Linked DNA regions of Homo sapiens: regions 1 and 3 are each linked to region 2. A link is an interaction called in ENCODE POLR2A ChIA-PET data of the cell type or tissue named here. Cell type or tissue: IMR-90. All regions are shown on one strand. Links, peaks and the distances in the headings refer to the core of each region. The heading gives the core; the rest is flanking DNA.

What was found. Peaks named below come from ENCODE experiments on the same cell type or tissue, not always from the same donor. Only the 100,000 strongest peaks of a DNase experiment are listed, where the experiment ranks them.
Region 1: POLR2A ChIA-PET joins it to region 2 with 7 read pairs; 5 of 35 experiments call an interaction of 5 or more read pairs at or near these places.
Region 3: POLR2A ChIA-PET joins it to region 2 with 5 read pairs; 15 of 35 experiments call an interaction of 5 or more read pairs at or near these places.

The regions. Positions count from the first base shown.
Region 1 is chr3:12,587,842-12,598,243 of GRCh38, reverse strand. It overlaps RAF1 (Raf-1 proto-oncogene, serine/threonine kinase), which reads left to right. Exons shown (of 17, transcript NM_002880.4): 11 at 6,452-6,536; 12 at 7,270-7,446. Among named protein-coding and RNA genes, the nearest start is that of MKRN2, 36 kb to the right of the region's middle. RefSeq lists a silencer at 8,768-8,968. In IMR-90, for the core only: no CTCF peak of the experiment used is centred there; no DNase peak of the experiment used is centred there; H3K27ac peaks cover 339 bases.
Region 2 is chr3:12,674,366-12,684,767 of GRCh38, reverse strand. No RefSeq gene overlaps it. Among named protein-coding and RNA genes, the nearest start is that of RAF1, 15 kb to the right of the region's middle. RefSeq lists an enhancer at 10,023-10,402. In IMR-90, for the core only: no CTCF peak of the experiment used is centred there; DNase peaks (open chromatin) are centred at 2,757 and 5,087; H3K27ac peaks cover 459 bases.
Region 3 is chr3:12,619,555-12,629,956 of GRCh38, reverse strand. All of the region lies in intron 1 of RAF1 (Raf-1 proto-oncogene, serine/threonine kinase), which reads left to right. Among named protein-coding and RNA genes, the nearest start is that of RAF1, 39 kb to the left of the region's middle. In IMR-90, for the core only: no CTCF peak of the experiment used is centred there; no DNase peak of the experiment used is centred there.

The sequences.
Region 1 (10,402 bases), core at 5,005-10,004, 89 kb after region 2:
AGCCTAGGAGTTCAAGAACAGCTTGGGCAACATCGTGAAACCCCATCTCTACCAAAAATTAGGTAGATGTGATGGCACTCGCCTGTAGTCCCAGCTACTTGGAAGGCTGAGGCAGGAAGATTGCTTGAGCTCAGGAGGCGAATGTTGTAGTGAGCTCAATACAGTGAGTACACACTACTGTACTCCAGCCTGGGTGAAAGGGCAAGACCCTGTCTCAGAAAAAAAAAAAAAAAGGAAAAGAAAATTGCATCTAGTATGTACTACTGGGCTGTCTCCTGGGTCCCAGAGAAATGATACTGTTGTAGAATATTTATTTATATGTATTTAGAGACAAGATCTGGCTCTGTTGCCCAGGCTGGAGTAGTGGCACAATCTTGGCTTACTGCAGTCTCTGCCTCCTGGGCTCAAGCTAGCCATCCTCCTGCCTCAGCCTCCCAAGTAGCTAGGACTACAGGCACATGCCACCACACCCGGCTAATTTTTGTATTTTTTGTAGAGATGGGGTTTCGCCATGTTTCCTAGACTGGTCTCGAAATCATGAGCTCAAGCGATCCGCCTGCCTCGGCCTCCCAAAGTACTGGGATTGCAGGTGTGAGCCACTGTGCTCAGCCAGTTGCAGAATATTTTAGATGGCATAAATATCTCCAGGATTCCTTAGGAAAGAACACAAGCACTTTGTGGGATAGAGCACTTGTGTCTGAGATAACAAGGCTGCTAGTAGTTGTAGGAGGCAGAGCAATGGATATTGCATTTATTGCTTCTGTTAGCATTAGAACATTTTTATATCACATTTTAAAAGCCCCAGCTAAAAGCCAGCGGATGAAGTTTTAAGTTGTACCCAAGTTTAATTTTCCTCTGGTTGCGCACTTTCATTTGGGGATTCATAATTTTTCAAGGCATTGGTACGTGGTACTGCTTCTGAGCTTTGTCTTCTCTCAATAGAGTGAGCTTTCAAACTGTGATAAAGATTATTTGTTACAGTGTTACTTCCATAAAGACTGCTATTAGAATGGAGATAACTTGTTTTTAAGATTCTAGGTTTTTTAGGCCAGGTGCGGTGGCTCACGCCTGTAATCCCAGCACTTTGGGAGGCCGAGGTGGGTGGATCACGAGGTCAGTAGATTGAGACCATCCTGGCTAACACGGTGAAACCCCGTCTCTACTAAAAATACAACAAATTAGCCGGGCGTGGGGGTGGGCGCCTGTAGTCCCAGCTACTTTGGAGGCTGAGGCAGGAGAATGGCGTGAACCCGGGAGGCAGAGCTTACAGTGAGCCGAGATCGTGCCACTCCACTTCAGCCTGGGTGACAGAGCGAGACTCCGTCTCAAAAAAAAAAAAAGATTCTAGGTTTTTTAAGTCAGAAAGTCTCAAAAGTCAGAGGAGTGAGGAGCAGTGGACTTTTATGCCATGCTTTCAGAAAGCAAGCTCTGGTCTATGAATGAAGAAGAAAAATGAGTGGTCCAGGAAACATAACTTCTAGATTGTTTTGTGCAATACTTTTTTCCGCCATATTCTGGTTCCTGTATACAGTATATCTGTTCAGTATCTTAAAAATTACAACTGTTTTCATGATTTTGATTGAAGATTTTTTTAACTCAGCCCACCCACTTATGGAAGTAAAGCAGAAAGGGTCTCAAAGCAACTCAGAAGCCTCAGGTGCATGATTTAAAACTCAACATATTTATTTAAAGCAGCATCTGTCAGGCCCAAAGCTCACAACCTCCTTTTGGGCATTAAATTTGGCATCAAGGCTGGGTGCGGTGGCTCATGCCTGTAATCCCAGCACTTTGGGAGGCCAAGGCAGGGAGATCATTTGAGGTCAGGAGTTCAAGACCAGCCTGACCGACATGGTGAAACCCTGTCTCCACTAAAAATAAAAAAATTAGCCGGGTGTGATGGCATGCGCCTGTAATCCCAGCTACTTAGGAGGCTAAGGCAGGAGAATTGCTTGAACCCAGGAGGCGAGGTTGCAGTGAGCCAAGATCATACCACAGCACTCCAGCCTGGGCGACAGAACGAGACTCTATCTCAAAAAAAAAAAAAAAAAAGAAAGAAAAATTCTTTCTATAGGCCAGGTGTGGTGGTTCACACCTGTAATCCCTAGCACTTTGGGAGGCTGAGTTGGGAGGATCACTTTAGCCCAGGAGATCGAGACCAGCCTGGACAACATAGTGAGACCCTGTCTCTACTTAAAACACAATTAGCTGACCATGGTGCTGTGTGTCTGTTGTCCCCGCTACTCGAGAAACTGAGGCAGGAGGATCACTTGAGCCTGGGAGATAGAGGCTGCAGTGAGCCGTGATAACACCACTGCACTCCAGCCTGGGCAACAGAACAAGACCCTGTGTCCAAAAAAAAAAAAAGAAACTTAAGGAGTTTATATTCTAGTGGAGACAGTAAACAGGAAAAGTAGAATATATAGTATGCTGTAATTGCTAAGGAGAAAAATGGAGGAAAGGAGATATGGAGTGGCAGTCCCAGTTCAATGTTTTTAATAGGTTGGTCAGGGAGGAATCTGCCAAGAAAGTGGCATTTGCATGGAGGGCGAGGGTGGGTGGTGCAGATATCTAGGGAAGCAGTAACATCAAGTGCAAAGTGGACCACTCACCTGGCCTGCTCCGAGAACTCAAGGAGATCTTATGGCTTCATTTAGAGTGAGTGAGAGGTATACTAATAGGAGTGAGGTCCAGTGGTAGGGTGTTTTAGGGTCCTGTAAAGACTATCATTTGGGTTAAATGGGATCTGGGGTTGTACGAGACCTTTAGGAGGTTTGGCAAGCCTTTGTTTGAAAATGAGTGTGATGAGAGAGCTCATTATCTGTCTGAGAGCCCATTCTAACTCCAGGTAGTTCCTACTAGTAGAAAATAGTTTGATTGGGTGCAGTGGCCCACATCTATAACCCCAACACTTTAGGAGGCTGAGGTGGGAGAATCACTTGAAGTCAGGAATTTGAGACCAGCCTGGGCAACATGAGACCCTTGTCTCTACAAAAAATTTTAAAAATTAGGTGGGCGTGGTGATGCACACCTGTATTGTAGTCCCAGTTACTTGGGAGGCTGAGGTGGGAGGATCCCTTGAGCCCAGGAGTTTGAGGCTGCAGTGAGCCGTGATGGTGCTGCTGCACTCCAGCCTCGGTGACAGAGCAAGAGCCAGAGTGGGGCGAGGGGAGGGCATGGAATAGTTCTTTATTAGAGTTGAAATCCGTTTTCCTATAATGTTTGCTCATTGATCCTAGCAGACTGAATGAATCCCTTTCATGGCAGTCCTTGGGTTATTTATATGTAAATGAGGGGAATGCTGCAGTATAGAACATTCCTTCTGGATTTCATAAGAAATTGCAAATAATCTGTTACCATAACTGTGTTAACGAGAGCTGGCTGGCAGATGGATCCCTGCAAGTACCATGGGCACTGTCTTTGGTTGACCCTGTTCAGTCTTCCCATCAGTGACTTAATCAGAGGTGTGATATGTATTTGCATAGTAGTGAGGATTTAGAAAAGCGAGAAGAGTTCAACTGGCTAGGATGATGGAAAAAAGAAAAGATCACCTTTTAACAGAGATAAGTCATATTCATTGTTCCAAAAAGTAGAACTGGAGGGGGAAGATGTGGCTTAATGATAACGTGTGTGGAAACTGCCAAGGAAGTTCAGCCGACTGCAAGGTCAGAGTAAGTCACTGCGTGGGCTTGGCTCTGAATTCTGAGGTTATATTACTGATTAGGGCCAGAACAGGTGACACCAAAGGGTGGGTTCAGTGACAACTAGAGCATGCCCAGAGGAGAGCTATAAGAAAGGGAATGGACTACAAAACGAGGTCCATGAAATAGGAAGGTCCTTAGAAGCAGTTCCCCCTGAGCGATCATCCAGCATCTCCCAAGCCACATGCCTGAACCCCTAGCCCTGTCCTGTCCCCTCCCGTTAAAGGCTCTGCCCTTTTCTGGGTCCTGGAGCCTGGGTCATAGCGTTGGCCATTTTCCCAGCACTTCCACTCAGTTGACTGCCTCATTGGGTCAGTTTACCTTCACAGGATTTCTTACCTTCATCCCTTCTTTCTGAGTCCCCACAGTCAACCATTCTTCTTGTACCTTTCCTGAGCTATTGCAGCAGATTCCTCTCTGGTCTCCCTCTTTCTCTCCTACAGGTGTCCAAATCCTACCCTAGAGTTTACTAAACACAGCTCAGGTTTCTCTCATCCCCCTCACCTCACCTTTATTTCTGATGTGCCCAGTCTGAAACATTCTCTGTCCTATTTACTAAAATCCTTCCCTTGGTTTATAGCCCATTTCCTTCAGAAAACCTTTCTGTATTCTCTTTGAAAAGAGATTTACTTAGGCACCTGTAGTCCCAGCTGCTTGGAAGGCTGAGGTTGGAAGATTGCTTGAGCCCAGGAGTTTGAGGCCAGCCTGGGCAACATAGTGAGGCCCCATCTCTAAAAAAGAAAAAAAAAAAAAAAAAAAGGATTTACTCCCCCATCTTGGGGAACTCCCCTTCTGTTCCAGCACTCCTGTCTTGGCTCCAACTGTACCAGAATGGACACTTATGCAAATGATTGTTGTCCTCCTACTCAGGGCTGGTTATACACGTTTCCCATATGGTGTCCCATATGGATCCATTTTTCTAGATAGAAGGTAGCTCCAAACATAGTGTGGATCTCTCCCATCCAGTCAACAGCACCTTCACCGGCAGCCCATGGCAAACACATGTGCAGGTTAACTGGATGAGAGCCACTTTGGAGGCTGCTGTTAAAACATGGGGACTCGTTGAAACTTTAGATGATAAAACCAGAGATCACAGGGAGACAGTTTGGGCCTATCGTGAGGACCATCTCTCTACCAATTTTCTTCCCAAAAATGAAATGGGGAGGGCTGGGTGGGGTGGCTTACGCTTGTAATCCCAGCACTCCAGGAGGCCGAGGCAGGCAGATCATTTGAGGTCAGGAGTTTGAGACCAGCCTGGGCAACATGGTGAAACCCCATCTCCACCCAAAAATACAAAAATTAGTTGGGCATGGTGGAGCATGCCTGTAATCCCAGCTACTCGGGAGGCTGAGGCAGGAGAATCGCTTGCGGAGGTTGCAGTGAGCCAAGATTGTGCCACTGCATTCCAGCCTAGGTAACAGAGCGAGTCTCCATCTCAAAAAAAAAAAAAGGAAGGAGGAAGGCTCCAACAGAGAGGCTCCAGAAACACTTTTGAAAGTGGCTTTTGGCCAGGCACGGTGGCTCATACCTGTAATCCCAGCACTTTGGGAGGCCGAGGTGGGAGGCCTCACAAGGTCAGGAGATCGAGACCATCCTGGCTAACATGGTGAAACCCCGTCTCTACTAAAAACACACACAAAAAATTAGCCAGACGTGGTGGCGGGTGCCTGTAGTCCCAGCTACTCGGGAGGCTGAGGCAGGAGAATGGCGTGAACCTGGGAGGTGGAGCTTGCAGTGAGCCCAGATCACACCACTGCACTCCAGCCTGGGTGACTGAGCGAGACTCTGTCTCAAAAAAAAAAAAAAAAAAAAAAGTGGCTTTTAAATTTATAGCACTCTAAAGTGGAATGGATCCCTGGATGTGTCTAAAGTTATATCAAGAGGCTGGTTTTACAGTGCTTGACAATCAGTTGTCAGTGTTATAGGTAGAATAGCAATTGGAGTCAGACTGGGGTTTTGATCCTGGCTGCAGCGTTCTTTGTTTTTTGGCTGTATGACCTTGGGCAAGTGACTAAACTTCTCAGCTTGTTGTCTGTGAAGATAAATTATTTACGTCAGAGGGCAGCTGTGAGGATTAACAGAGATAAAAGTATACACAGTGCCAGGATTCAGTATTATTAGAATTACTTTTTAATGGTATTGAAGGCAGAGAAGCTTAATTTCAATATATATCTCTGAATTTTTACTAGGGACCATCTTAGGTCTCACTGAAATGTGGATTCAGAGTTCAGCCTCAATAGTTGCTAAATGGCCTGCTTCCTTACACCAGCAACCAGCCCCAGTCATTCTGTATTTGCCAGGCCATTCATATGTATGCACTGATTTCATCCCCACAGGACAAGGTTTTGACCTGTCACACATGACCTCACCTCTGTGGCTTGCCAGGGTTGGTGTGAATAGTTTAACCAAGGCTATCGAAGGCCTAACTGTAGCGATAGCAGTTAACCTATGTAACTTTTTTGAGTCATTTGAATTATGTAGAGATTGGACCTATAATCCCAGCACTTTGGGAGGCCAAGGTGGGAGGATTGCTTAAGCCCTGGAGGTCAAGGCTGCAATGTGCCACTGCACTCTAGCCTAGACAACAGAGTGAGACCCTGTCTCAAAAAAAAAAAAAAAATTGGAAATTTGCCGTATCTGTGTAGGTATGTGATTCTTTGGATAAATGATTCACTGTATCTTCCTCAAAACTAGGTTATTTGAAAGACTGAGATCATTCAACTGATTGCACTGACTGCCAACTAATTTTGCAGGAGATGTTGCAGTAAAGATCCTAAAGGTTGTCGACCCAACCCCAGAGCAATTCCAGGCCTTCAGGAATGAGGTGGCTGTTCTGCGGTGAGTAGAAAGCTGGCGGTCCAGTCCCTCTGGAGTGCTGGAGTGGGGAGTACAAGGACTGTAGAGTTAGTGGACTGTGCCGCAGGTTGGGACGGGCAGGCAGTTAGGACTCACTGTGGAGTTTCTGTGGTTGGATGCTCCTCCCTTGAGAGCAAAGGGATGTTTCCTTTAGTTTATGTGGTTGTCAAGCCTTTCGAAGAGCCCCTTTTTAGGAGAATACCCTCCTCTGGGCACAGTAAACTCAATAGCCCAATTTCTGTCTCTGGGTTTTGGTTTGAGGTGGGCAGAAATAGGCCCTATTTTTACCTTTATTTCCCAGAACCCTTTTTTTTATAGCTGAGTTGCCTTATTTTAGACTTCAGAACAGTCAGCTTTCCAATCTTTCAGTCACTATTTAGACTTGTAGGAATAAGTCATATAATGGAGACTTCTACAAGGAGTCCTTGTGACCTCCACAGGAGGGTCATGGAGTGTACATTGATGAAAGAGAATGTCCTCTCTGTAAGCAAGGCTGGCACTGAACTGATGGCCCAGTGAACTAATGGTGGGCTTCTCTTTGCTCAGAATGCCACCCGGGTTATCAGCCGTGCCATGTGTTTGTTTTTGGGACTGGGGGTGGTGTTGGGACTGGGGGTGGTGTCGACAGCACAGAACCCACTGTCCACGGGAAAGCACAGTAGACCTCCCTGAGCACTTTCCTCCTCCCTCTCCTCTCTTCCCCTCCCCTCCCCAGCAAAACACGGCATGTGAACATTCTGCTTTTCATGGGGTACATGACAAAGGACAACCTGGCAATTGTGACCCAGTGGTGCGAGGGCAGCAGCCTCTACAAACACCTGCATGTCCAGGAGACCAAGTTTCAGATGTTCCAGCTAATTGACATTGCCCGGCAGACGGCTCAGGGAATGGAGTGAGTAGATGGTCTGATGCCTCTCTGGGACCCAGGCATCAAATTTGTCCCTAAATTGGAACCAGGATCAGGAAAAGCCTTCTAGTCCATTAAGCGATTCTGTGATATCTTTGCACAAGCCTCTGGCCTGGGCTGGAGGGGCCAATTATCAGGAATGAGTTGTTCAGGTTCCAGCTGGGTGGGGTGGCTCACACCTGTAATCCCAGCACTTTGGGAGGCCAAGGCCAGTGGATCACTTGAGGCCAGTAGTTTTGAGACCAGCCTTGCCAATATGGCAAAACCCTGTTTCTACTGAAAATACAAGAATGAACCAAGTCTGGTGGCACATGCCTATAATCCCAGCTACTCAAGAACTGGGACAGGGAGAATCGCTTGAACATTGGAAAGCAGAGGTTGCGGGGAGCTTAGATCACGTTACTGCACTCCAACCTTGGCTGCAGAAGCGAGACTCTGTCTCAAAAAAAAAAAAAGAGAAGTTCAGGTTCCTCCTTGGGACTGAACTTCCCCCTTGGGGCTCAGCTTTGGGCTCTGCCTGCTACCCTGGCTTTATCAGAAACCTGAGAATATAGTGGGGTGCATGTACCTTCTGCTTGGACAGCTGTGGCAATGCCTTCTGCTCAGCTGTCTGAGGCATGGCTGTCCCACATGAGGGTTTAAGCAGATGTTGTTTTTGGGATAATTTTTTTTTTTTAATTAAAAACTTTTTCCTGGCCAGGCACGGTGGCTCATGCCCATAATCCCAGCACTTTGGGAGGCTGAGGCGGGTGGATGACGAGGCCAGGAGTTCGAAACCAGCCTGGCCAATGTGGTGAAATCTCATCTCTACTAAAAATACAAAAATTAGCTGGTTGTGGTGGCAGGCGCTTGTAATCCCAGCTACTCGGGAGGCTGAGGCAGAAGAATCACTTCAACCCGGGAGGCGGAGGTTGCAGTGAGTGGAGATTGTGCCATTGCACTCTAGCCTGGGTGACAGAGCCAGACTCCATCTGAAAAAAAAAAAAAAACCCAAAAAAACCACACTTTTTTCCTTAGAGACACAGGTTCTCACTCTGTCACCTATGCTAGAGTGCAGCGGCGCAATCATAGCTCACTGCATCCTTGAACTCCTGGGCTCCAGCTATCCTCTTGGCTCAGTCTCATAGGTTGCTGGGACTGCAGGCACATGCTACCGTGCCCAGCTAATTTTCGTGTATTTTGTAGAGTCGGAGGTCTCACTATGTTGCCCAGGCTGGTCTCAAACTGGACTCAAGTGATCCTCCCACCTTTCCTGGCTAGCCTAGGGTAGTGCTTCTCAAACTTCTCCTCTGAAGTAGAGGAGCTCCTCGTACCCCTAGACATCTGGGAGTTACTAAGCTATAGCTGTGCTTGCAAGTCCTACATAAATTCTCACACTGTCTTTAAAATTCATATGGAAGTTGCCTTCTGTGTATTTTAAGAAATGGAATGACTTTTCAGAAAAATTGAGATATAATTCATACATCATAAAATTCCCCCTTTTAAAATGTACACCTACCTCAGTGTTTTTCTGGTATTGAGTTGTGCAGCCACCACCACTATCTAATTTTAGAACATTTTCATTATCCCGGAAAGAAACACATGCCCATTGTATTAGTCTGTTTGGGTTGCTCTAAAGGAAGACCTAAGGGTGGGTAATTTATAAAGAAAAGAGGTTTATTTGACTCGGGGTTCTGCAGACTGTACAAAAAGCATGACACCAGCATCTGTGTCTGGTGAGGCCCTCAGGAAGCTTTCACTCATGGCAGAAGGCAAGGGGAGCCACGTGTGATGTGGTGAGAGAAAGGAGCAAGAGAGAGAGCATGGAGGGAGGTCCCAGACTCTTTAATAACCAGGTTTCATGTGAGCTAATAGTGTGTGAACTCACTCGTTACTGCAGGGAGGCCACCGAGCCGTTTGTGAGGAATCCATCCCCATGACCCAAACACCTGCCACTTAGGTCCCACCTCCAACACTGGGGATCACATTTCAACTTGAGATTTGGAGTGGACAGATATCCAAACAATATACCCATTAGAGGTTACCCAATACCTCCCACCCACTTGCAGTCTACTTTCTGTTTCTATGGATTTTGCCTACTTTATAGTTCAATATAAATGGAATCATGTAAGATATAATATAGTCAGGTAACATATAATGATGTTTCGGTCAATGACCACATATAGGAAGGTGGTCCCACAAGATTATAATACTGTATTTTTACTGTGCCTTTTCTATGTTTGGCTATGTTTAGAGACACAAATACTCACCATGTTACAACCAGCTACAGTATTCAGTACACTGAGGGCCATACAGTTTTGTAGCCTAAGTGCAACACGTTATACCATTTAGCCAGGGTGTGTAGAAGGCTGTACCTTCTTGGTTTGTGTGAATACACTTTATGATGTGTGCATGATGACAAGTTGGCTAACAACACATTTCTCAGAAGGTATCCCTGCCGTTAAGTGATGCTTGGCTGTATATAATACATAAGATATGGTATTGTGTGCCTGGGCTCTTAGACCTAGCATAGTATTTTCAAGGTTAATGTGTAGCATGAGTCACTACTTCATTCCTTTCTGTGTCTGAGTAACATTCCATTGTATGGATATGCCACATTATTCATTCATCATTTATGGACATTGGGTTATCAGAATTACTTTAGAGTAAAACTGATGCTTGAAGAAGTGTCAGCAATGGTCAGGCGCCAGGGGCCCATGCCTGTAATCCAAGCATTTTGGAGGCCAACATGGGAGGATCACTTGAGCCCAGGAGTCAAGACCAGCTTGGGCAACAGTGCAAGACCCTGTATCTACCCAAAAAAAAAAAAAAAAAAAAAAAGGCGGCATGGTGGCACATGCCTGTGGTCCCGGCTACTGGGAGGTGGGAGGATCACTTGAGCCCAGGAGGTTAAGGCTGCAGTAAGCTATTGACTGCACTCCAGTCTCCAAAAAAAAAAAAA
Region 2 (10,402 bases), core at 2,732-7,731:
ACCCTGTCTCTACTAAAAATACAAAAAATTAGCCAGGCGTGATGGCGGATGCCTGTAGTCCCAGCTACTTGGGAGGCTGGGGCAGGAGAATCACTTGAACTCGGGAGGCGGAGTTTGCGGTGAGCCAAGATCGCGCCACTGCACTCCAGCCTGGGTGACAGAGCGAGACTCCGTCTCAAACAAACAAACAAACAAACAAAAAACCAGCCGGGCGCGGTGGCTCACACCTGTAATCCTAACACTTTGGGAGGCCGAGGCGGGCAGATTACCTGAGCTCAGGAGTTCGAGACCAGCCTGGGCAACATGGTGAAACCCCATCTCTACTAAAACGCAAACAAACAAACGAACAAAAAATTATCCGGGCGTGGAAATGTGCGACTGTAGTCCCAGCTACTCGGGAGGCTGAGGCAGGAGAATTGCTTGAACCCAGGAGGTGGAGGTTGCAGTAAGCAGAGATCGTGCCACTGCACTCCTGCCTGGCGACAGAACAAGACTCTGTCTCAAAAAAAAAAAAAAAGAGCTGGATCTCCATCCAGGCCAGAGAAGCTTCTCACAGACGGTTTTCAACTCTAAGAAATAAATTGGTTTGGTAATAAATGGCTTCTAGTCAGATAAAATATAGTAATAATAAAATAAAAATAATAATTCCAGAGTTCTCACAATGTACTGAATCTGGTCTGATGAAGCCTCTCCAACGTGAACCCCTGTGAATCCACAACAGCCTCAGAGGCTGTGGGGCAAAGCAAGCCACCTGAGGAATGAATAGCGGAAGAAAGACTAAAGGCAGTGGGCAGCCTTTTACACCCATTGGTCTTTGGGGCTCGGAACACTCCTTCAGTTCATAGACTCCCTCCTCCTGAAAGCGTGTGCATAACTCCCAGTGATTTCCACATGTGGTCTGAAGGGAACGCTCTTCAGAAGGAGAAGACATGAGCTTCACTGAATGTCAATATTCAGTTTCCGGAGAGAAAATCAACAGCTAACGGCCGGGGCATCTATTAGGGCTCTGCTATCGGCGATAGAAAAACTAACTTAATTGTTTTAAGTACAAAAAGGGGGAATGTAATCTGCATGGAACTGAAAAGCCCAGGTCTGGCTGTTGGAGGTCTGGCTGGTTTCAGTGCTCAACAGAGGTTGAAGGACCCCGCGGAATCCATTCTCGGGCCCTGTGAACTCCAGGCTCTGTTGTTTTTTTTTTTTTTTTTGAGACACAGTCTCGCTCTGTCGCCCAGGCTGGAGTGCAGTCGTGCGATCTCGGCTCACTGCAAGCTCCGCCTCCCGGGTTCACGCCATTCTCCTGCCTCAGCCTCCCAAGTTGCTGGGACTGCAGGCGCCCGCCACCACGCCCGGCTTTTTTTTTTTTTTCCTCTTTTTTTTTTTGTATTTTTTTTTTTTAGTAGAGACGGGGTTTCACCGTGTTAGCCAGGATGGTCTGGATCTCCTGACCTCGTGATCCGCCCGCCTCGGCCTCCCAAAGTACTGGGATTACAGGCGTGGGCCACCGCTCCCGACCCAGGCTCTGCTCTCATTGTATAAAGGTGGCTGAGGGCCGGGCGCAGTGGCTCACGCCTGTAATTCTAGCACTTTGGGAGGCCGAGGTGGGTGGATTCTCTGAGCTCAGGAGTTGGAGACCAGCCTGGATAAAACGGTGAAACCCTGTCTCTACCAAAATACAAAAAATTAGCTGGGAATGGTGGCGTGCACCTGTAATCCCAGCTACTCGGGAGGCTGAGACAGGAGAATCACTTGTACCTGGGAGGGAGGTTGCAGTGAGCCGAAATGGCACCACTGCACTCCAGCCTGGGTGACAGAGCGAGACTCCATCTCAAAAAAAAAAAAAAAAAAAAAAAAAGTGGCAGACACAGCTCCAGCCTTTCCTCCCCTCCCAGTTCAAGTCCATGGGAAAGCCCAGAAGGCTTATTTGGAAGCTTCCTCTAAAACCTGAGACTCACTGTGATTGGATCCGTTGAGTCATGTCTCCATCCCTCAACCAATCACAGTGGCCTGTGCCTGAGTCACAGCTTTCATTCCTGGCACCAGGGGAGAGTCCCAGCCAAATAGCAGGGTCTGAGAGTAGGGGAGAAGTGGGTCCCCAAACGTTTCTTAGGATAAGAAGAAAAGGCAAACAATGAAGTCCTCTGTAACCGACTACTTCAATTGAGGCATGGGGCCTGAGATGGATAACCCAGGTGCTTCCCAGCCCCTTCCACTGGGCCTGTATTTCACCAAACTTAGGCACTCAACAAACCAAACTACTTACATTTTCTTGCACACACACACTGTATAAGTGATCTATTGCTGTGTAACAAATTATTCTAAAACTCAGCAGCTAAGACAAGCATTTACTATCTCATGCAGATTATGAGAGTTCAATTCAGCAGGGGCTTAGCTGGTGGCTCTGGCTCAAGGTCTCTCATGAGGTCATAGTCAAAAAATAAAAGCTGAGGTTGCAGTCAGTGGGGACCATGGTATCTGAAGGCTTGATGGGCTTGAAGAATCTGCTTGTGTGACTATTGGCAAGCGGACTCAGTTCCTCATCATGTGGGTCTCTCTGTAGGACTGCCTGTGACTTCCTTCAGCACAAATGATCCAAAAAAGAAAGAGATAGAAGATAGAAGAAACAGGAAAAAATCTTGGGTGAAGTTCCTTTTTTTTTTTTGGCAGCATTGCACACAGTCTTTTAGAACTAGCCTTGGAAGTGACACAACACCACTTCTGTGGTATTCTATTGGTCATGCAGACCAACCCTGACAAAATATGGCAGGGAATTTCACAAGCTGTGAATACAGGAAGTGGGGATCACAGGCAGTCATCTTGGCTACCATGAAGAGTGCCAACTCCTGCCTCTGTGTGTATCTTTACTTGCCCTGTTTCTTCTGCCTGTCTTTCCTCATCTCCTTCCCTTGGAGAATTTCACTTTTGATTTCATTCCTGAACACACTCCTCCTCCAGGAGGCCCTCCCTTCCCACTTATCCAGTCATTCCCTCTCCAAGGAACACTGACACGTAGATAGACTACTATGTTTCAAAGCCTTGCCTGGGCCTGTAATTCATTTGTTCTTCTCCACACTGCACAATGAGGCCCTCAAGGGCAGGGACTCTGCTGGGCATCTCTACATCACCAGTAGCTGGTGTGGCCTCCAGCATGAGGGTGAACTGTAGATAATGGAGAGTGAAAGGGAGAACTGACAGGATTGTCCATATCATTTCAGCAAAACAAAACAACACAAGCACATCTTTGGTCCTGATTATCTGGCTTTCATTCTCCCTTTGGAGCCAGCCAATGTGAGCCAATGAAGGAAACTGTATCAATTTTAGACTGGATGTGGTGACAATGAAATAACCAGAAATTAAAGTGTTAGTCATCCAATAAGCCTTGTTCCTTTAAGGTTCATCTTAAGGCTAAAGCCACAGTTTCTCTTCTGTCTTAGCTAACAGTGAAATAAGTATACATTAAGCACCAACTATATGCTCAGTACTACACGCTGCGGGATGGGGGCGGTAGAATATACCATAATAAGGCCCTTATCCCAGAGACTAAGAAAGACCTAAGCCATTACATTTTTTTGAAGCTCCTGAGATTTTTTTTTATTTTTTATTTTTTTTTTAGAGATGGAGTCTTGCCCTGTTGCCCAGACTGGAGTGCTGTGGTGCAATCTTGGCTCATTGCAAACTCTGCCTCCCAGGTTCAAGTGATTCTCCTGCCTCACCCTCCCAAGTAGCTGAGACTACAGGAGTACACCACCACGCCAGGCTAATTTTTTGTATTTTTAATAGAGATGAAGTTTCACCATGTTGGCCAAGCTGGTCTCGAACTCCTGACCTCAAGTGATCCACCCGCCTCGGCCTCCCAAAGTGCTGGGATTACAGGCGTGAGCCACCACCCCCGGAATTTCCTGGTATTTTTTTTAAATGTAGAAATTCCAAAATAGGTATTAAAAAATGGTGATGGGCCAGGTGCGGTGGCTCAAGCCTGTAATCACAGCACTTTGGGAGGCAAAAGAGGGCAGATCAGGAGGTCAGGAGTTCCAGACCAGCCTGACCAATATGGTGAAATCCCGTCTCTACTAAAAATACAAAAATTAGCCGGGCGTGGTGGCATGTGCCTGTAATCCCAGCTACGCGGGAGGCTGAGGCAGGAGAATCCTTTGAAGCCAGGAGGCGGAGGTTGCAATGAGCTCAGATGGAGCCACTGCATACCAGCCTGGGCAACAGAGCCAGACTCCGTCTCAAAACAAAACAAAACAACTGATGATGAAGGCTGGGCGTGGTGGCTCACGCCTGTAATCCTAACACTCTGGGAGGCCGAGGCTGGAGGATTGCTTGAGCTCTAAAGTTCAAGACCAGCCTGGACAACATGGTGAAACCCCGTTTCTACTAAGATACAAATAATTAGCTGGGTGTAGTGGCATGGGCCTGTAATCCCAGCTACTTGGGAGGCTGAGGCAGGAGAATCGCTTGAACCCAAAAGGTAGAGGTTGCAGTAAGCTGAGATCACACCACTGTACTCCAGCCTGGGTGATAGAGCCAGACTCTGTCTAAAAAAAAAAAAAAAAAAAAAAAAAGGTGATGAAATATTTTAAAGGCTTATTTTTAAATTTTTATTTCTATTTGTAGAGAAGAGGTCTTGCTACATGGCTCAGGCTGGTCTTGAACTCGTGGCCTCAAGCAATCCTTCTGCTTTGGCCTCCCAAAATGCTGGGATTACAGGCATGAGCCACTGTGCTTGGCCTTTAAAAGCTTATATTCAACAAACTAATAACTTTTAAATTCATAATCCACCCCCATACAAACATAATGTAAATTTATGATGCTCTTTTCAAGATAAAGGATTTAAGATGTAATTCACAGATGTGGCCAATTAATACTTTTCAAAGATAGTGCAACAATAGGTCCCATCCCATATGAATTTCTGTAACCTCATCAGTCCCGCATCGAGAAGTGGATTCTGTATTTCCTCCCCTTGGCTCTGCGGGCTGTAACTGCTACAGCCAGTAGAGCACAGTGGAAGAGATGCTAGGTCAGTAGGTCATAAAATACCATGACGCATTAGTTGTTGGTGCTCTGAGTCCCCACGTAGGAATTCTGGACACCCTGAGGCCACTGTGCTGGAAGAGCCGGCAGAGGTGCTCTGGCAGATACCCTCAGCTGAGCTTAAGTTCAGGCAGCTTGTTACACAACAAAGGACAGCTGGAATAATAATCTACCACAGACAGTGTGGTCTGGTGTCAGGCTCCAGTTTAAAATTGTATGATGAGTGGTTTCTTGTTTTATTCTGATCAGTGTACCTCTATAACCTTGTTTGGGGAGAATGGCAAATTTTAAGACCCTTCCAGGCCTATATGACCCTCCTGGCCTCGCTCCAGGGTCATCTACATAATTTGTGAGACCCAGTGCAAAATGAAAATGCAGGGCCTGGCCGGGTGCGGTGGCTCACACCTGTAATTCTAGCACTTTGGGAGGCCGAGGCGGGCAGATCACAAGGTCAAGAGTTTGAGACCAGCCTGACCAACATGGTGAAACCCCGTCTCTACTAAAAATACAAAAATTAGCTGGGCATAGTGGTGCGCGCCTGTAATCCCAGCTACTCGGGAGCCTGAGGCAGGATAATTTTTTGAACCCGGGAGGCAGAGGTTGCAGTGAGCTGAGATCACACCACTGCACACTCCAGCTTGGGTGACAGGGCGAGACTCCGTCTCAAAAAAAGAAAAAGAAAAAATGCAGGGCCCGTGGCCGGTTGTGGTAGCTCACACCTGTAATCCCATCACTTTGGGAGGCCAAGGTGGGAGGATTGCTTGAGTCCAGAAGTTTGAAACCAGCCTGGGCAACATAGTGAGACCCCTGTCTCTATTAAACAGAAAAGAAAAGAAAATGCAGGGCCCTTGTTCAAAAGGCAAAAAAAAAAAAAAGTGCCATTAAAAGTTCGACTAAGGCAGGGCACAATGGCTCATGCCTGTAATCCCAGCACTTTGGGAGGCCAAGGTGGGTGGATCACCTGAGGTCAGGAGTTCGAGACCAGCCTGGCCAAAATGGCGAAACCTCGTCTCTATTAAAAATACAAAAATTAGCTGAGTGTGGTGGCGCATGCCTGTAATCCCAACTACTCAGGAGGCTGAGGCAGGAGAATCGCTTGAACCCAGGAGGCGGAGGTTGCAGTGAGCCGAGATCAAGCAACTGCACTCCAGCCTGGGTGACAGAGTGAGACTCCCATCTTGGAAAAAAAAAAAAAGAAAAAAGTTCAACTAAAATGTAGAACTTGGCCAGGCACAGTGGCTCACGCCTGTAATCCCAGCACTTTGGGAGGCCGAGATGGACGGATTGCCTGAGGTCAGGAGTTCGACCAGCCTGGCTGACACATACTGAAACCCTGTCTCTACTAAAAAAATACAAAAATTAGCTGGGCATGGTGGCGCATGCCTGTGGTCTCAGCTATTTGGGAAGCTGAGGCAGGAGAATCACTTGAACCCAGGAGGCAGAGGTTGCAGTGAGGTGAGATTGTGCCACTGCACTCCAGCCTGCGCGACAGAACAAGACTCCATCTCTCAAAAAAGATAAATAAATAAAAAATGAAAAATAAAATGTAGAAGTTTTTCTTTTCTTTCATGGTTTCTCCACCATGTTTTATATTTGCTATTTCATGTCATGTTCCTTTGGACATGGGGATGCTCATAGGGTGAATGCAGACCCCAATAGGGGCCTGTGTGTTCCCACCAGCTGGTTCCCAGGTTGCCCCTCCCACCAACTGCCAGACTGATGTGCTGAGCCCAGCTGGGGGCAGGGAAGGCAATCTTCGCTTCCCAGTAGAACACTGTCCCACCTCCTGATAGATAGTGACCCTCAAGGGATTGCAGCTTCTGTGCCAGGTAGTGTTCAGAATCTGGGTCAGGGGCGGGAGGCGCCTGCTAGGCTGCCTGCCAAATGTGTAGTGGTAGGACCACACCTGGTGGGCTTGGAGGAGTCCCACCCTGACCTTCCTGGCCCCACCCCAAGGTGGAGGGTCACAACAGGAGCTGGGTGGGGGTGAGAGAGGGGAGGCTGCCCCAGGTAGCAGTAGGGAGTGGGGTGGGGTCGGAGGGAAGTGGCAGAACACAGTGGAGCAAGTGGCTGGAACCGCCCCCCTTCCCGGGTAGGGAGGAAGTAAGAGGCTGGACCACGCAGGAGCAGAGGTCTCAAGCTCCATCGTCACATTGGACTTCACATACAAAACACAAACTCAAAGATAAAATGATGAAGAATTTCAAAACAGAGATCACAGAGCATTCAACCCCAAGTATAGGCGCTTTCTGAGCATGGAATGGGGTTCCTGTGTGACTAGCTGGCCTCATGGTCATAAAGCCCACCCTGCCCCTCTCACCACACAAAATAAGATGCTTTTTTTTTTTTTTTTTTGAGAAGGCGTCTTGCTCTGTTGCCCAGGCTGGAGTGCAATGGCGCAATCTCGGCTCACTGCAACTTCCGCCTCCCGGGTTCAAGCGATTCTCCTGTCTCAGCCTCCCAAGTAGCTGGGATTACAGGCATCCACCACCATGCCTGGCTAATTTTTTTGTATTTTTAGTAGAGATGAGGTTTCACCATGTTGGCCAGGCTAGTTTTGAACTCCTGATCTCAAGTGATCTACCCACCTAGGCCACCCAAAGTGCTAGGATTACAGGTGTGAGCCACCGCGCCCTGCCGATAAGATGTTTTAAATAGGGATCTCAGCCCTACCAAAGCCCTTGGTGGGGCAGGGGGAGGTGGGCACATCATTCCCATTTCACAGATAAGAAAACTGCAGATACATTAGCCAGTTTGCTAATACATAGAGTCAAACAGCTAATAGGATAAAGAGATGGAAATCAAAGTCTATAGCTGAATAACAATAATAAAAAAAAAATTAGCTGGGTGTGGTGACGCACCTGTAGTCCTAGCTACTCAAAAGGCTGAAGAGGGAGGATCACCTGAGCCTCAGGAGGATGAGGCTGCAGTGAGCCGTGATTGCGCCACTGCAATCCAGCCTGGGTGGAAAACAAACAAAACAAAACAAAATAAAACAAAACAAAGGCTGGGCATGGTAGCTCACGCCTGTAATCCCAGCACTTTGGGAGGCCAAGGCAGGTGGATCACGAGGTCAAGAGATCAAGGTAATCCTGGCCAACATGGTGAAACCCCGTCTCTACTAAAAATACAAAAATTAGCTGGGCGTGGTAGTGCATGCCTGTAGTCCCAGCTACTTGGGAGGCTGAGGCGGAAGAATTGCTTGAACCCAGGAGGCGGAAGTTGCAGTGAGCAGAGATTGCGACACTGCACTCCAGCCTGGTGACAGAACGAGACTCCATCTCAAACAAAACCAAACAGAAAACAAGTCTATAGCTGGTTGTGCAGCTGTAGTCCCTGCTACACCTGATGCTGAGGCAGGAGGGTCCCTTGAGCCCAGGAGTTTGACGCCAGTCTAGGCAACATAGTGCAACCTTGTTTCTATTTTTTTTTTTTTTAAGATGAGTTTTGCTCTCGTTGCCCATGCTGGAGTGCAGTGGCATGATCTTGGCTCACTGCAACCTCCGCCTCGGGGTTCAAGTGATTCTCCTGCCTCAGCCTCCTGAGTAGCTGGGATTACAGGTGCCTGCCACCACGCCTGGCTAATTTTTTGCATTTTTAGTAGAGACGGGGTTTCACCATGTTGGCCAGGCTAGTCTTGAACTCCTGACCTCAGATGATCCACCCGCCTCGGCCTCCCACAGTGCTGGGAGTACAGGTGTGAGCCACTGTGCCTGGCCCCTCTATTTTTTTTTTTTTTTTTGGGTAGCACTACCTTTTAAATAAGTCAGATTCCAAAGCTTGTGCCTATTCTGTGATGCCTATGTGAGGCTGAGAGAAGGCAATGCACACAACGAAGTTGGGGTAGAGGTGGAGCTAGTTGCTGCAGAAGTGGTCCTCGAGCTGGGATCTAAAGCATGGAAGGGTATTTCCAACAGAGGAAATGGCAGGAGCTGCTTCACCAAGCTGCTCTGGGTCTAACACCCTGCAAGCGTAAAAGGAGCCAGTCCTGGGACAAGAAGAATCAGACAACGCTGGTGTGAAATAGGAGAGAAGCACAGAGGCAGAGTTTCAACAGGAAGGGCATACCCTTTACCAAATGCCACAAAGGGCATTGAGGCCTGGGCTTGGGACACCCTCCTGGGATTTACTGGGGGCCTTGGAGGGTGGTTTCCGTGGGAAGAAGAGGCATTCTGGGGATGGCTGTGGAAGGCCAACTGTCACGGCTTAATGCAGGGGTGGGTGAGAAAATTCAGCCCGAGCCTAGACCATTTTTTAGGTTAATTTGGCCCTAAAGGGGAGGAATTAGGGTACCAAGTACAAGGGGCACATTGGTGTTTTTTTCTTCAAGACCCAGTCGACTTGTCCATGTAGGGCAGAAAGCAGTGAGTCAGGGAGAGGTTGGGGAGAGGGGGAGGAGCCGCGCTTTCTGCGCTCCTACTGTGTGCTAGGGACTGTGCTTTCCAGTTTTGTTTCCTCCCAGCAAGGCTTGAAGGCAAGTGTTTCCTACTTGACCTGAGGGAGAGGCCAAGAATCACAGGGATGAGGGGCAGGCTGGGGTTTGGTCTCCCAGCTGTCTGACTCCAGAGTCCAGGCCAGCCCCTCTGTGCAGAAGAGAGAGGAGGGATTGGGCTTATCAAGGAGAAAATGCATGTTCTCCTCAGGAGCTGGATGAAGGGGTGGCCTGCCCCTCCACACCTGTGGGTGTTTCTCGTCGGTTGGGATGAGAGACTGAGAAAAGAAAGAGACACAGAGACAAAGTATAGAGAAAGAAAAGTGGGCCCAGGGGACCGGCGCTCAGCATACAGAGGACCACGCTGGCATAGGTCTCTGAGTTCCCTCAGTATTTATTGATCATTATCTCTACCATCTCGGAGAGGGGGATGTGGCAGGACAATAGGGTAATAGTGGGGAGAGGGTCAGCAGGAAAACATGTGAACAAATGTCTCTGTGTCATAAACAAGGTTAAGAAAAAGGTGCTGTGCTTTGATGTGCACATACATAAACATCTCGGTGCATTAAAGAGCAGTATTGCTGCCAGCATGTCTCACCTCCAGCCGTAAGGCGGTTTTCTCCTATATCAGTAGATGGAATAATACAATCGGGTTTTACACCGAGACATTCCATTGCCCAGGCACATGCAGGAGACAGATGCCTTCCTCTTATCTCAACTGCAAAGAGGCCTTCCTCTTACTAATTCTCCTCAGCACAGACCCTTTAAAGGGTGTCGGGCTGGGGGACGGTCGGGTCTTTCCCTTCCCACAAGGCCATATCTCAGGCTATCACATGGGGAGAAACCTTGGACAATACCTGGCTTTCCTAGGCAGAGGTCCCTGCGGCCTTCCGCAGTGTTTTGTGTCCCTGGATACTTGAGATTAGGGAGTGGTGA
Region 3 (10,402 bases), core at 2,694-7,693, 55 kb after region 2:
TAAAAAATTAGCTGGACTCAGTGGTGTGCACCTGTAGTCCCAGCTAATCAGGAAGCTGAGGCAGGAGGATTGCTTGAACGTGGCTCAAGGCTGCAGTGAGCCATGATCATGCCACTGCACTCCAACCTGGGCAACAGACCCAGACCGGTCATGCCTTAGAAAAATAAACAAATAAAAGTATAATTAGAAACAGATTATCAGAGTAGAGGAAAGAGCCAGATACCAGGAAGCCAGAGTAGGCTGCCACAAGGTTGAAATCTGTCACCTCATCTTAGGAACCGCCTCTCCCATGAATGCACGGATCTTAACATATGTGATGGTGTGATGAAACCCTGGTGAGATTTGTGAATATTCTGAATACCATGTAACCTTGGACATTTTTACTTAACCTTTATGGTCCATAGATTCCTCACTCTAAAATGATAATTTCTCTTATAGGGGGTTGTTGGGAGGATTAAAAGGGATATTGTATGTAAAGAACTGATACATAATAAGCATTCTGTATTAGCTAATACATTAGCTAATATCATTATTGTTGCTGCTGCTTAGTTGGTACAGAGTTTTAAGAAATTTATTTTTTGGTGGATATATCTTGTTGCCTAGTGAGTTTTAGCGAGTACCAAAATAGAGAGCAAACACTTATTGTTTTTGTTCAGATAGCCAAACAAGCTTTGTCAAGTGTTTGTGTTTTTTCATGGACACTTGCTTGTGGTTCTAATTTTATATTACATCTTAAACAATAGCCAACTTTTTGTAATTATTTACATAAATTTTAATATTTAACATGTGGATTCTACAACTACCATTGTTTCGTTGGTTTTGCATTTTTGGTTGACTTCTATGGGTCAGTTGATTTAAAATGATCCATAGGAATTATGATACAACTGTCATGATATTTAAAAATTAGTGAACTGGCTGGGTGTGGTAGCTCATGCCTATAATCCCAGCTGAAGACAAGCTGGTGAATCACTTGAGGTCAGGAGTTTGAGACCAGCCTGGCCAACATGGTAAAACCCTATCTCTACTAAATATACAAAAATTAGCCAGCATGGTGGCTCACACCTGCAGTCCTAGCTACCTAGGAGGCTGAAGGGGGAGGATCACTTGAATGTGGGAAACAGAGGTTGCAGTCAGCCAAGATTGCACCACTGCCCTCTAGCCTGGCCAACAGAGTGAGACCATGTGCCCCGCCACCCCCCCCCCCCAAAAATAGTCTCAGGTTCATCATACTTATATGAATAGAAGTTACTGCCAGTGTATCCATTAAAGTATCTTCTACTTTAAAGTAGAAATTTGAATGATAAATAAGGTCACAAAATAACTTACAGTGCCTGAGAAAAGAATGATAGTATAATATACTGAGATTTTTTTCTTATTAACACGATAATGAAATACATGAAAACTAGTAGAGTTGAGTTACATGAAGTAGGAAAAATGACTTTTTAAAAACTTTTTTTTGTAGAGTAGGTGTCTAACTGTGTTGTCCAGGCTGGTATTGAATTCCTGGGATCAAGTGATCTTCCAGCTTCAGCCTCCCAAGTAGTTGGGGCTACAGGTGCATGCCACCACACCCGGCTAGTTTTTAGATTTTGTAGAGATGAGGTCTCACTATTGCCAAGGCTGGTCTCAAACTCCTGGGCTTAAGTGATCTTCCTACCTTGGTCTCCCAAAGTGCAGGGATTAGCCCAGGCTGGTCTCAAACTCCTGGGCCTAAGTGATCTTCGTACCTCGGTCTCCCGAAGTGCAGGGATTACAGGCATGAACTACCGCACCTGGCCAGGCTGTAAGCCCATTTTATAACTTGAATGTAGAAATAGTTTTACACTCTAACATTTTAATTTTTGAGACGGAGTTTCACTCTTGTTGCCCAGGCTGAATGAAGTGCAGTAGCTCACTACAACCTCTGCCTCCCAGGTTCAAGCGATTATCCTGCCTCAGCCTCCCGAGTAGCTGGGATTACAGGCACATGCCATCACACCCGGCTAATTTTTGTATTTTTAGTAGAGACGGGATTTTGCCATGTGGGCCAGGCGGGTCTCAACCTCCTGACCTCAGGTTATCCACCTGCTTCGGCCTCCCATAGTGCTAGGATTACAGGCGTGAGCCAGTGTGCCTGGCCACACTCTAACTTTCTAAAAGAAATATTCACATAGGGAATAAATGCAGTTGAGAGATTATAGAAAGATACGGCTTTGAAGAATTTACACCATAACAGTCATGAATTGCTTGATTTTAAAGCAAATATATCCTCAAAGTCCAGGTGGCAGAATGATGCATGAAGCTAATAAAAGGCAATTTTTTTTTGGTGAACCTAGGGAACCTACCACCCTCAGAAATAATGTCGACCAGAAAAAATAGTTGTAGAGAAGTTTATATAAATTCATGATTGATAGATATAGAGTAGGTGACTACAGAAAGCTAAGATAACTGGCAATTATGAGTCATCCCTTTTTTTCTATCCTAAAACGTCCCCTGGTATCTTTCAGAGACTGATTTTGGGGTTAGGCCCATGTAGTAATTTTTTAACGGAATAGTAGCCAAAGTAGAGGAAGGCAAAACAGAGTAGAATCTAGGCCTTTTGATTTTTGAAGCATTCTGTGATGATTGGTAGGGGTGACCAGGGGAAGTCAGGAATCCAGAGAGAAGTAGCTTGGAACCAGGTAAACCTAATTTCTGTACTAGACTAGAATAATTTGTATTAAGTAAATTGTAGGCTTCTGAAATAATTTGTATGGTTTAGATATCATGATAAATTATGAATACACTATGTCTTCTCTGGCATGTGAAAGGTAAATGTTTGCCTATAGAATACAAGTTCCCAGACTGTCTTACCAAATAAATGTTTAAAGCCTGGGAACTTTCGTGGTAATAAAAGTTTTTACTACTATTTTGTATATATGAAGAGTTTTTTCTTTTCTTTTTTTTTTTTTTTTTTGAGACAGAGTCTCGCTGTCACCCAGGCTGGAGTGCAATGGCACAGTTTTGGCTGACTATAACCTCTGCCTCCTGGGTTCAAGCGATTCTCCTGCCTCAGCCTCCTGAGTAGCTGGGACTACAGGCGTGCAGCACCAACCCTGGCTAATTTTTGCATTTTTAGTAGGGATGGGGTTTCACCATGTTGGTCAGGCTGATCTCGAACTCCTGACCTCAGGTAATTCACCTGCCTCAGCCTCCCAAAGTGCTGGGATTACAGGCGTGAGCCACCCCGCCTGGCGAAGTTATCTTTAAAAAACAACAACAAAAAAAACTTTATCATTGAGCAGAAATGTGATTTTACAATTAGTTTCCATATAAACTTTTTGTTACCAAAGTATCATCAAATTACATACTTAACAATATTCTTTTTTTAAATGCCTTTTTTTTTTTTAGACAAGGTCTCGGTCTGTCGCTTTGGCTGGAGTGCAGTTGTGTGATCGTGGCACACTGCAGCTTCGACCTCCTTTGCTCAAGTGATCCTCCCACCTCAGTCTCCCAAGTAGCTGGGTCTACAGGTGCATGCCATGACACTCAGCTAATTTTTGAAATTTTTTTGTACAGACGGGGTCTTGGTATGTTTCCCAGAGCTGGTGTTAAACTCCTGGGCTCAAGTAGTCCTCCCATCTCAGCCTTCCAGAGTCCTGGGATTTGCAGGTGAGAGCCACGGTGCCCAGCCCATGAACAATTAAAAAAAATTTTTTTTTTAATGTTTGGTTTACTTTTTTTTTTTTTTTTTGAGACAGAGTTTTGCTCATGTTGCTCAAGCTGGAGTGCAATGGCGCTATCTTGGCTCACTGCAACCTCCACCTCTTGAGTAGCTGGGATTGCTGGGATTACAGGCGCGCACCACCACGCTTGGCTAATTTTTTGTATTTTTAGTAGAAATAGGGTTTCACTATGTTAGCCAGGCTGGTCTCAAACTCCTGACCTCAGGTGATCTGCCTGTCTCAGCCTCCCAAAGTGCTGGGATTACAGGCGTGAGCCACTGCGCCCGGCCTACTTTTTTTTTTAATGCTTATCTATTTCCTGCAGTATGGTTTACTTTCGATATTATACTACGCATATAGTACTTGGAAGTATTAAATTGTATTGGTATTGGTGACAGGTGACACTGACCTTATTCTTAAATTATGGAAAATGACTCGTGTGTGTGTGAAGTGATCTCACTGTGTTGCCCAGGTGGACTTCAGTGGCTCTTCACAGGTGCAGTCATGCACTACAGCCTCGAACTCCTGGCCTCAGGAAATCCTGAGTAGCCTCTTAAGTAGCTGGGGGTAAATATTCTTTCACTTAGACCTTCAGCTAATGTACTGGGGGCAGTATTCTTTCCTGGGAGGTCTTGTTTTTAAACCAGTCCTGCCTTAAATTGTTCCAATTTTAGTTCTGTGGCTTTGAGTCTGAGGTAATTTTCAGTTTATTGGTATTAGAAACATTCCTGTGTTTGTGTAGTGCTGGGTGTGAAATGTGAAGTTAAATCTTTAAACAGTTAATAGATACTATTAGATTGCTGTACTTCTGTGGTTTATACTCTTCACTGTGAGAGTAGAATACTTCAAATGCTTGTGCTAGATGTTTTGCCTTTTTAATTTTACAAATCTGTCTGGGCACAGTAGCTCATGGCTGTAATCCCAGCACTTTGGGAGGCTGAGGTGGGTGGATCACCTGAGGTTGGGAGTTCAAGACCAGCCTGGGCAACATGATTAAACCCCATCTCCACTAAAAACACAAAATTAGCCAGACATAGTGGCGCATGCCTGTGATCCCAGCTACTTGGGAGACTGAGACAGGAGAATCACTTGAACCCAGAAGGTGGAGGCTGCAATGAGCAGAGATTGCGCCACTGCACTCCAGCCTGGGCAACAGAGTGAGATTCCGCCTCAAAAAAATAAATAAAAATAAAATAAATTTTACAAATTGATAAAAAATAGTTTTTATATTTGTGTTTCCCTACTTTATATATAAACATATATGTTTGTTGGCCTTTGTATTGCTTTTCTGTGAATTTAATTTCCTGTTTTTTTTGCAATGGCATTGTTCATCTTTTACTAATTTTTAGGAGCTCCTTGTTTTTGTTTTTGTTTTTTTTTTTTTTTTTGAGTTGGAGTCTTGCTTTGTTGCTCAGGCTGGAGTGCAGTGGCGCAATCTCGGCTCACTGCAGCCTCCACCTCCTGGGTTCAAGCAATTCTCCTGACCTCAGGTGATCCATCCACCTTGGTCTCCCAAAGTGCTGGGATTACAGGGGTGATCCACTGTGCCCGGCCAACATGTCTCTCTTTTTAAATGATTGATCTTTTCCAACATGACAAATTTCTCCATTCATAAGAGACTGCATTTGATTTTAGAACTTATCTGTGGAACTTTAAAAGACCTTTCACATGCAGAAGCTGATTTTCACTTTGGCTTATCTAGTTTTAGTGTGTGTCTAGGATGTGTGTGTATGTGTGTCTGTATATACATTTTTTAACATGGGGCCTTTAGTCAGAGAAATTACAGTATTAAAAGCTAGATCTATGCTTATATTTGAAGGTAGTATCAACAGGGTTTCTGATTATCTCCATTTAAGATTGAAGTATGTTGCTGCTGTATGATTTTTTTAGAAGATGCTTTTTCCTCCTTGTTTTCAGATGTCTGCCCTGATTTTTCAGATGTTTGCGTTGATAAAGGAATACCTTAGTAGAATTTTCTGTGATTAACAGGTTAGAGTTGTACCTCTCTTCCCTGAGACAACTTGTAGGGCCCTTGAAGCAGCATTGTCTGCGTATTTCAGCATGTTCTGCAAATATGACCTATCGTTTGTATGAGTATGTGCCATGAAAATGGTTAGGAAGGCCGGGTGCAGTGGCTCACACCTGTAATCCCAACACTTGGGAGGCTGAGGCGGGTGGATCACCTGAGGTCAGGAGTTCAATACCAGCCTGGCAAACATGGAGAAACCCTGTCTCTACTAAAAATACAAAAATTAGCCAGGTGTGGTGGTACATGCCTGTAATCCCAGCTACTTGGAAGGCTGCAGCGGGAGAATTTCTTGAACCTGGGAGGCAGAGGTTGCAGTGAGCCAAGATCGCGCCACTGCATTCCAGCCTGGGCAACAGAGCAAGACTGTCTCAAAAAAAAAAAAAGAAAAAAGAAAAGGGTTAGGAAACATTAACTTAGCCTGCCTCTTTTTTTTTTTTTTTTTTTTTTGAGACAGAGTCTCGCTCTGTCGCCCAGGCTGGTTGGAGTGCAGTGGCATGATCTCGGCTCACTGCAAGCTCCGCCTCCCAGGTTCATGCCATTCTCCTGCCTCAGCCTCCTGAGTAGCTGGGACTACAGGTGCCCACCACCACGCCCGGCTAATTTTTTGTATTTTTAGTAGAGGGGTTTCACCCTGTTAGCCAGGATGGTCTCCATCTCCTGACCTCGTGATCCATCTGCCTCGGCCTCCCTAAGTGCTGGGATTACAGGCGTGAGCCCCCGCACCCAACCCTTAGCCTGCCTCTTAAGCTGTAAGTGGTCTTGATATGGAGATAGAAAATAAAATACTATGAATGACAAATAATCTAAAACTTGAATTAAATAAAGTAGGTGTATTTTTATTTTGTCACTTTTTATTAAAAGTTATTGCAGTATATTCTCTACTGAGTACCAGCACTATATTTTGAGTGCCTGCAAGACTTAGAATTCATTGTAAAATTACTGTTCTTGGACTGAGGTTACATTTTAGTCTTATCAGTGGATTCTTCACCAATCGATTGGAATCAGTCAATTCCAATACAGTCTTCCCCCACAGTTGAATATAGAATAAAATCTATTGCAAGCTGGGTGCAGGGGCACAAGTGTGGCAGGAGTGCTTGAGCCTAGGAGTTCAAGACCAGCCTGGGCAACATAGTGAGACCTCATCTCAATTGAAAATATATATCTATATAAAAAATAAAATTTATTACAGTTCATCTTGCTGGAAAACAAAATACTGTTTTTGTAATTAAAATTTTTTTTTTAAATTTAGAAATGGGGTCTTGCTGTGTTGACCAGGCTGGTCTTGAACTCTTGGCCTCAAGCTGTCCTCCCATCTGGGCCTCCCAAAGTGCTGGGATTACAGGTGTGAACAACTGCGCCCGGCTGACAAAGTATTTTTTAAAGATGTACCACTAAATGGAGATTTGATTCACATTTGATAGTTTTTGACAGGTCTTTTCTATTTAAAAACATTACTGTTTTTGTAGCATTATTCTGGCTTTTCCCTTAATTTAGTAAATATTTGAGTGCCTTTGTATTCCAGATACTGAGCAAGATTGGCAGGGTTCTGCCCTTATGGAGCAGAAGGAAGGTAGGGGGACTGACTAAAACTTGAAAACTGTCTAACATAAGTACCATGCAGAAAATGAAACAGTATTAATTGGCAGAAGGAGAGCAGGCTATTTTGGCTAGTGTGGTTAGGGAAAGCCTCTCTAAAGAGATGTCTCTTGGGTGGAGACAAGATGTGAAAAAACCAGCTTGCCTGTTTTTGGGGTTTCAGCCTTGCAGGTGAAGAGAAACACGAAGTTCAGAAGTCTTGAGGCACAAAGTCTGGCATGTTACGAAAGAAGGCCTTTAGACGCCTTGTCAGGGAGTTTAGATTTTATTCTGAGTTTTAAAACGGGAGTGACACAATGAGTTGCATTTTAAGCCTGTTCAGGCTGTTACATGGATTATTAGGAGCTGTATCATTTCAGGCTAGTGAGATGCTCAGATGAGTCTGCCTTCTGTCTCTTCCGTCATCTATTTCTCTCTTATCTGGTCTTAAGCTCCTCCATCTTTTCCTTTTTAGTTGGAAAAAAACTCAAAGATCTAGAAAAAAGAGGAGCTGTATGTACTCCTAAAAAGGGACCTCATAGTAACCTGGGGATAGAGTTATGTAGGAGTGAGTCAGGGCTCAGGTTGAGGCTTTAGAGGCAGGAGGCAGCGAGATCTTGTTCTGTCATCCCCTCTTACAGAAATAAAATATGCCGATAAAAGTTTATAGTGTAATAGTAAAATATAAAAACAAAAAGTAAGTAATGTAGAAAATAAAAACCCTTCACAGTCCTGCTGAAATGATTACTGTTAACACTTTAATTCTAGAGTTCCCCATCCATTTATTTATTTCTAGATTTCCCTCTTTGTAGATTAATATTAAAGGGTTCAGACTTGTTCATTTTTTGTTGTCTTGGATATCTTTTCCCACCTCTGTATATATGGATCTACTTTATTTATCACGTGGATATTAACATGGTTTATTTAATTCCCTATTGTTAGGTATTTGGTCTTTACCACAGTTTTTCAAGGGTATGAATAGTGCTGCAAGGAATATGCTTACACATGTTTTTATACACTTGTCTTAGGCTTCTGTAGGACAAATTTCTGGAGTAGAATACTAGGTCATTCTTTAAGAACATTTCAAACTTTTAATAGATATTACCGTATTCTTTCCCAAAAAGAATGTACAAAGACTGTATGAGAATAACTCCATGTTGTGATCTTAAGTTGTCTCTAAACCTCTTTGGTTTTCTTAGCTGTCATCTAAGAATACTAAGTATCTAACCTCCCTCTTGATTTGGGCATGTGATGTGATTTAGCATATAGTGGATATTCAGTTAGAAACTTTTGGTTGAAAACAAGGTTTGGATTCTGTGGTCTTTAATTCTAGGCCATTTCAGCTCTGACTAAAATGATTTGAGTGTTAGTGTTATATATGGGAAGGTAAGGGCTATGGAGTCAGTGCAGCCCAGTTCAGAATCCCAGTTTGCCACTTACAAGCTGTGTGTGTGAGAATTTTCTCAACTGTAAAATGGGGACATAATTCCTACCTAGAGTAATACTGTAAGTATTAAGGTGGATAATGATTGGAATGTATGCTGTGTATCCTGCCTCATAATAGTAAGCTTTTAGTAAATGGTAGCTACTGTTAATAATAAAACAAGTTTCTGAAGGAGGAAGGCTTGAAAAGATGGGATTCCTTATCAACCTCAAAGTTTTCTAAAGGAGGAAACCCTACCCCCCTTACTTCTGCATGGTTTCTGACCATGAACTGAACTCTGAACTCTGAATGAACTGAACTCTGAACTCTGAATGAACTGAACTCTGAACTCTGAATGTTATGGTAGAAAATTCATGGACTTTAAATTTAAACAGATAAAGAATCTGGTTATTTTACCCACTGCTGGGGTGTTCTTGGGCAAGTAGCATGACTTCTGTGTCCAAAAAAGAAAGGGTTTGCAGTGACTGAACCTGTAATCCCAGTACTTTGGGAGGCTAAGGAGAGTGGATTGCCTGAGCTCAGGAGTTCAAGACCAGCCTGGGCAACATAGTGAGAGCCTTTCTCAACAAAAAAAACTGTTCTTAAAAATTAGCTGGGCATGGTGATGCACGTCTGTGGTCCCAGCTATGTGGGAAGCTGAGGTAGGAGAATCATTTGAGCCTGGAAAATTGAAGCTGCAGTGAGCTGTGATCATGTCACTGCACCCCAGCCTGGGCAACAGAGCAAGACCCTGTCTCAGAAAATAAATTAATTAAAAAGAAAGTGTGGATGGAGGAAGGGATTAAAAATCTGGCTGGGCACGGTGGCTCATGCCTGTAATCCCAGGCGTGATTTGGGAGGCCGAGGCGGACAGATCACGAGGTCAAGAGATTGAGACCATCCTGGCCAACATGGCCAACCCCATCTCTACTAAAAATACAAAAATCAGTCGGGCGTGGTGGTGCATGCCTGTAATCCCGGCTACTCGGGAGGCTGAGGCAGGAGAATCGCTTGAACCTGGGAGGTTCAGTGAGCCAAGATCGCGCCACTACACTCCAGCCTGGCAATAGAGTGAGACTCTGTCTCAAAAGAAAAGAAAAGAAAAGAAAATCTTTGGGGTTCTTACACAAATTAAATGAGATAATTTATTATTATTATTTTTTTTGAGATGGAGTCTTGCTCTGTCCCCCAGGCTGGAGTGCAGTGGTGCGATCTCAGCTCACCGCAAGCTCTGCCTCCCGGGTTCACGCCATTCCCCTGCCTCAGCCTCCTGAGTAGCTGGGACTACAGGCGCCCGCCACCATGCCTGGCTAATTTTTTGTATTTTTAGTAGAGACAGGGTATCCCTGTGTTAGCTAGGATGGTCTCGATCTCCTGACCTTGTGATCCGCCCATCTCGGCCTCCCAAAGTGCTGGGATTACAGGTATGAGCCACCATGCCCGGCTTGAGATAATTTATAAAGTGCCTAAAATACATCCTAGAAATATTAGTTTTTCTTCCTTGAAGTCATAAATTATGGCTTACACTTTTTTTCAGGTATTTCTCATAGTACTAATGTGTTGCTCACACTCAAGGGTAGTAGTTGCTTAGGAAGAAGAGAAATGTAGTTGAAAAAGTAATAGACTAGAAGTCTTGAGACCTGGGCTCATGTTCCAAGTTGGCTTTTTTTTTTTTTTTTGGGAGATGGAGTC